Linked DNA regions of Homo sapiens: region 1 is linked to region 2. Evidence: chromatin contacts called from ENCODE Hi-C data. All regions are on one chromosome and are shown on one strand. Each heading gives the region's core, a stretch centred on a gene start or an enhancer-like site at or near the end of the contact. The rest is flanking DNA. Distances are from core to core; before and after follow the strand shown.

The links. A loop is a pair of places that touch in the nucleus more often than their neighbours do. Pooled maps may share reads with other maps.
Region 1: a loop to region 2 is called in a pooled map, with 15 times the contacts of the local background. The contact joins the promoter of ECT2 here to the promoter of GOLIM4 in region 2. A Hi-C loop is called at or near these places in 2 of 37 single-sample maps with no recorded cell type and 10 of 50 pooled maps.

Annotation. Positions count from the first base shown.
Region 1 is chr3:172,749,455-172,752,397 of GRCh38, reverse strand. ECT2 (epithelial cell transforming 2) reads right to left here and starts at 1,672. Exons shown (of 25, transcript NM_001258315.2): 1 at 1,541-1,672. RefSeq lists a silencer at 1,257-1,326 and enhancers at 1,437-1,696, 1,717-1,766, 1,867-2,136.
Region 2 is chr3:168,094,606-168,097,632 of GRCh38, reverse strand. It overlaps GOLIM4 (golgi integral membrane protein 4), which reads left to right and starts at 1,709. Exons shown (of 16, transcript NM_014498.5): 1 at 1,709-2,534. The coding sequence starts at 2,348. RefSeq lists enhancers at 934-983, 1,181-1,682 and silencers at 1,354-1,593, 1,884-1,933.

The DNA.
Region 1 (2,943 bases), core at 423-2,922, 4.7 Mb before region 2:
CTAGCACTTTGGGAGGCCAAGGCGGGCGGATCACGAGGTCAGGAGTTCGAGACCAGCCTGGCCAACACAATGAAACCCCGTCTCTACTAAAAATACAAAAATTAGCTGGGCTTGGTGGCAGGCACCTGTAATCCCAGCTACTCAGGAGGCTGAGGCAGGAGAATCGCTTGAACCCGGGAGGCAGAGGTTGCAGTGAGCCGAGATCGTGCCACTGCACTCCAGTCTAGGTAACAAGAGGTAGACTCCGTCTAAAAAAAAAAAAAAAACTTCTTGAAAATATTTACATTTTTCTCCTATGCCTCCCTCTTTAAGAGGGAGCACAGCAAATGATCAAAAGCAGATGATTAATAAAAGGGAGGGAGCATAGCAGATGATCGAAAGCAGATGATTAATAATTAAAATTGCCCCTGATGATACTGTATATGATCAATTTATTGCCAAAACAGCTTCAAAATGTATAGAGAAAAAGAGATGCACTACGGTAACTTGATGACATAACTAACATCCAACAGTCAGATTAGAAATGGAAATATATTAATCACTTTTTTTCAAATTACTGTATTCCAGAAGCCTTTAAAATAAGCACAATAGGATCAGTGTTCATAAACCTACACAGCTTCTCACCCAAGAACAGACCCAAGGAGCTTCTAACTAAACACACTATAACACATGCCCCCTTTTATCCCAGAGATAAAATTTGCCATGTAAACAAACATTCAAGTTTCCTTTTACTTAAATACTTTTTAGGCAATCATCTTCCAAGGTGAAGGACTAAAATGCAATCCAAGATATAATGGTGGTGTTATTAACAATAACATTACTATTAACAACTGACATTTACTTAACGCTTAATACGTGGCAGACATTGTCCTAAACCTTTTAATCTCTGCAGTAATCCTAAGAGGCAGGTACTATTATTATTTTCAATGTATGGATGAAGAAACGTAGGAACAGAGAGGTTAAGCAACTTCCCCTAAGTCAAACTGTTAGTAAGGGGTAAAAGAGGTATTCAAAGCCCGGCTAAATCCAGAGGCTGCGCCTTTAACCACTAAGCCGGACACATCTGTGCCGGGTGGCTGGGGAGGACGAGGGGCGGATGGCCTGGATTTATCTTGCAAAAACGAAAAATTAAACTTCCCGCAAAGAAGCCAGGATGAATCCTAGAATAAAACCACGGCGCACTCTGAGATAAGCCCCCAAAGGCTGCAAGTGCCGGCCCCCAAAGCCACAGGGCTGCGCGGCTTGCCAAAATCCCTTTCCCAACTCCCTCCCTTCACCCACACTCTTCTGTCCAAAAGAGCCAACAGGTGAGGGCGAAGATGCCCAGCAATACTGGGGGCTTCGGTCTCCCACTCCGCGTCAGGGCCCGGCTGCTGGGGGTGGGGTGCGGCGAGGGAGTTCCCGGATCCGGGAAGCCTGAGCTGGGGCGCTCCGGAATTCGCGGTCACTAGGGGCGGGGACGTCGACCGCAGGCAAAAGAGCCCTTGGCTCTGGAGCCGCTCGCCCACTTGCACCTCTCTCACTCACACAGAGTCCTTACCACTCTCAAAAAAGCCCTAGGAGTTCCACCTCTTCAAACGCCGACTCCTCTCACAAATACCGCCATTCCTCGCCGGCGGCCGCCACAACCGATTCAAAAACTAAGCTGCTCTCTCTAAGAGCCATGCCGATTGGCGCGTGATGTCAACCTCTTTCCCATAGGCAGGAGTCTCCAGAGGGGCGGTGATTGGTCGACGCTCTCCAAGTCCCGGCAGGCGCCGCTTGATTGGTTGTGCGTGTGTTTCAAATAAGCCCAACGACTCGGGCGTCGGGACGCCAGGAGTTTGCAGAGAAGTGCCCGGATGTGGCCAGGAGGTGGCGGTGGTGGCTCCTGAGGTCTTAAAGGAGTAGCAGGTGTTTCTGTGACTACCGCATATTTACTCAGTAAACATCCTACTTCCTGAGGAAAGTTTGGGTGGATTCTCCTCGGCCCCACCCAGCTTTTTTTTTTTTTTAAACGATACCAAATCTTTTAAGCTTAAATCAGTGCCGCCAGAGATAAATGTTTCCCTGCTGCTTGCTGTGAGCTGTAGGATTTTCCTATCGGGATGCTTTCTGCTTTAGGAATGTATTTAAATTTGAGTTAAGGGATTTTGACTTTGATGGTTGTATTGGCGTGTGGCAGGGCCAAGGACCGGTCCTAGAACTCGGACTCCCCAGGTGGACTTCAAATCAGCAGCCGCTTATTTAAATGCTATTATTTAAAGCACTGCGCTCCCATCTAGGGAGTATCGCGGGTTAGAATCAATTCTTAGAAATTAGAAAAATTCTCGGATTTTTTTAAAGATAAGCTTGAATTTGATAAAAATATGCCACGAGATTCTAGAATTTTTGGAGCCAAATTGCTTCGTCTTTGCCCCCCTCCGCCCACTAAGAACTTGTACTTTCCCCTAAAGTCTAGTCAAGAATGTATCAAGTTTTTCCTGTGATTAGCGTTGCTATTATGAAAATAATTTCTTTATTTTCTAAATATGATACCATATAACACAATCTCTTAAGAAAAATACACCCCCACCAGGTGGGTTTTCCATAGTTCCCACCTGAAGGCTAATATAAATAGAAGAAGAAAGGGGAATCAGATGCCAGAACCTAAATACCAATAAGAAGAGGCAAACGTGTACTTTGGGATGGAACACTTGTGAGCATCTCAAGCAGGTTGTGGGGACTTAACAATTTTTTCTAATTTTGTCAGGCAATCTTAGAATGCCTGAAAAGTTTATAATGCTGTCCACAAAATGAATGAAGCAATCTGGTAATTATTGGTTTCCCTGCTTGTCAGTATTTAAGTCTGACCTTCATTAAAATGCTGTGATAACTGTTACGGCAGAAAAAAAGAAAAACAGTAATTGAAATTTCCATTTGGAATGTGCTTGCGTATTTGGAAGTCGGGTGTGCCCAGCATTC
Region 2 (3,027 bases), core at 460-2,959:
TAAAAAAGAGGAATTTAAAGTGGTAGATTTAATAATAAGGAAGATTATGTAGTATTTACACAACAAAACTCCCAAACTCCTTTAGACTGTTTTCTTTTACAATCAGATTCTCATGTTAATGGAGATATAATTTCTTACTGTAACTTGTTTAATAGAATGAGAACATTGTTTCTATTGAAGAAAAAGACATAGAGCAGGGTTTGGATCTGGATTCTAATCTTGCTGAGTAACTAACTTTATGCAAGACCTAAAAGGTCCTAGAGCTGTCATAGTCACTTTGATAAACTTTGGCTTCTTTACCAACATGAAAGTCTAACACCCTGGCTGTGATCAGTGAGACAGTGTATCTGCACACGAAAGCATTTTGAATAATTTAACGCAAGTTATTATTTATTAAGGAAAAGCACATGCAAGACACACTTTATTTTTACAGTGGTATAAATGCCACAGGGTAGCATCGTTATAAATTCAGTTTATTTTAGGGCTTTAGCAACCTATAATTTCAGAGTCCACCTAAAAAAACTTTTGCACCAGGAACTGTCTTTCTGTTGCATTTAGCTAAAGAGATTTACCCCCATTTTGAGCACTCAGGCCCATTAGCAATGGTAACGACTAAAGTCCAGTTAGAATATAAAAATTATGCAGTGTATCATAAATTACACCACACTATACAGACAGATAAAATTTACTTTTCTTAGAATTCAGGTCAACAGCAGAAACAAAAATTATCATTTGTGCATAACCTTAATTATTCCCCTCAAGTACACAGAAAAAATAAATGCAGTATACATTTCTTCGAAGAGGTTTGTGGTTACTACCTTTCCTGTGCTGTACTAGTTTTTACATAGGGAACCTTTGTTGCCCTTTAAAATGTAATTTAGAAATGTAACTGATGTGTTTTGCCACCAATAAAACAAATACATATGACAAAATGAATGGATACTCATTTCAGTCTGTACGATTTGTTTTTAAATTATTCTATTTGCAGCTAGAGGAGAAATGTGAGACCATTTCTTTCCTCTCTGCCAATGGCAAGCCGATTTCCCCAGCCCACGTGGACAATTGAACATTAAGTCTAGCGTGCTTCCAGTCTCCCGACTCCTGCCGGGCCATCTGTGGGCACACACACATCTAGGCTAGTACACTGGATGGGGTAAGGCAGTCGACATGGCATCTCTGGTTTGACTACCGGGATTGTGCTATGTAGCTATCCCATGTGTCTGCCGCATCAGTTTATTGGACAGGGAAAGAAAGTGTACTCAGCAGAGTGCACACAGTTACTGCCATCCATTCTTTCGTTCATACACACATTTTACTCCGCTCTCCACGTGCGTTCCGAACGAGAACTGGAACACACACACACACACACACACACACACACACGTGTTCACCGAACCTCACCCAGACTCAGGCCCGGACAAGTCCCCCGCCCACCCAAAGCTCCCCGCCCTTCGCCCTTCCGCCTGCCTCTTCCCACCCTCTCCGACTCCACGTGGGCGCACCCCGGCGCCAGGCGGCCGCGCTGCCCACAGAGCCCCTAGCCGGCCCCGGCACTGGGAGGGAAGGTGCGGCCCTGGGGTCGGACGGACAAAGCCGGCATCCAATCGAGCCCGGCACTGCCTCCCCGAAGGGAGGGAGCGTCTGCTCGGACGGGCCCAATGAGCAAGGAGGCCGAGTGGGACTTCCTCCCGGAATCCCGTTGGCCAGAATAGCCGGGCCGTGGGTGACACGTAAGTTGGGCAGGAGGTGGCGGGGCGGCAGAGGCACCAGCCGACCCGTCAGTGACACCGCTGTGCCGTCCCCAAAACCAGCCGAGACAGCTGGCCCCCACCCTTCCACCCATTGGGCAGGCCGCACGGGGGCGCGGCCCGGAGTCCTGGTCCCTTTGTTGGGCGCGCACCCCCTCCCTTAGGTGGCAACAAAGTCGTGCAGTGGGAGCCGCCGCGATAGGGCGGGGAGTGGCCAGGGCGGGACTCCAAGAACTGCCCGGGGGCAGCGGGGCCAAAAAGTGGGAAGAAGGAAAAAAGGCAGGAGGCATCTGGGGACAGGCGCGAGGGCAGCCGGCTCTGAAGTATGCGGAGGGCCTCCTCCCGGCCCCGGGCATTCGCGGAGAACGAGCCTCGCAGAAGTTTGGCTGCAGCTGCCCGGGCGGCGTCGATGGCTGCGCGCCCCGCGCCGCGCGGGGGCTGAGCGGGCGCCACTTCCCCTCCGGGCCGGCTTTTGTGTCTGGCATCTCCTCCTCATGCTGCGTCTGGCCACCTACTGCGGCGGCCGCTGCTGAGACGCTCGCTCGGACCAAGGGGAGGAGACGGCGGGGGCGGCCGCGGCTTTGGGTCCAGGCGGGACTATGGGAAACGGGATGTGCTCCCGAAAGCAGAAGCGGATTTTCCAGACGCTGCTGCTGCTGACCGTCGTGTTCGGCTTTCTCTACGGCGCGATGCTCTACTACGAGCTGCAGACGCAGCTGCGGAAAGCCGAGGCGGTGGCGCTCAAGTACCAGCAGCACCAGGAGTCCCTCTCCGCCCAGTTACAAGGTACGGCTAACGGGACGCGCGCAGCCGGTGGCCAACTTTGCCCCGCGCCTCCACCCGGGCAGGAAAAGTGGCTTTGGTGAGCTATTGGCACTGTGGTTGCCACCTCTGACCTTCAGGGACGTCAGAGGTGAGCGTTTCAGGACTGCCGGCACCAGAGTGTCAGGGGAGATGACATTCTCATCCTCCCGCTTCTTCCTCCCAGCGGTTAGGTTTAGAACTTCGTAGCACCAGCCCATCGTCCCGCTGGGCGTTTGGTGGGCGGGTGCACAGATAGTCCTTTACCCGAGCTCTTGTCAAAGGCCCAGCTGCAATCGGGGCAGGGAAACTGGTAGCCCTCCGCCGCTTCTGCCAGCCCTGCTCTGAGGAGCATTGTTCCGTGGATTCTAGGTATTTGCTTTCTTGTTGACTTTGTCAGTTGCTTAAAAAATGAAGAGTTTGGCAGAGATTTCTCAAACTGTGCTGTTTTTCAAGGGAAAATTAAGCCATGACCCAG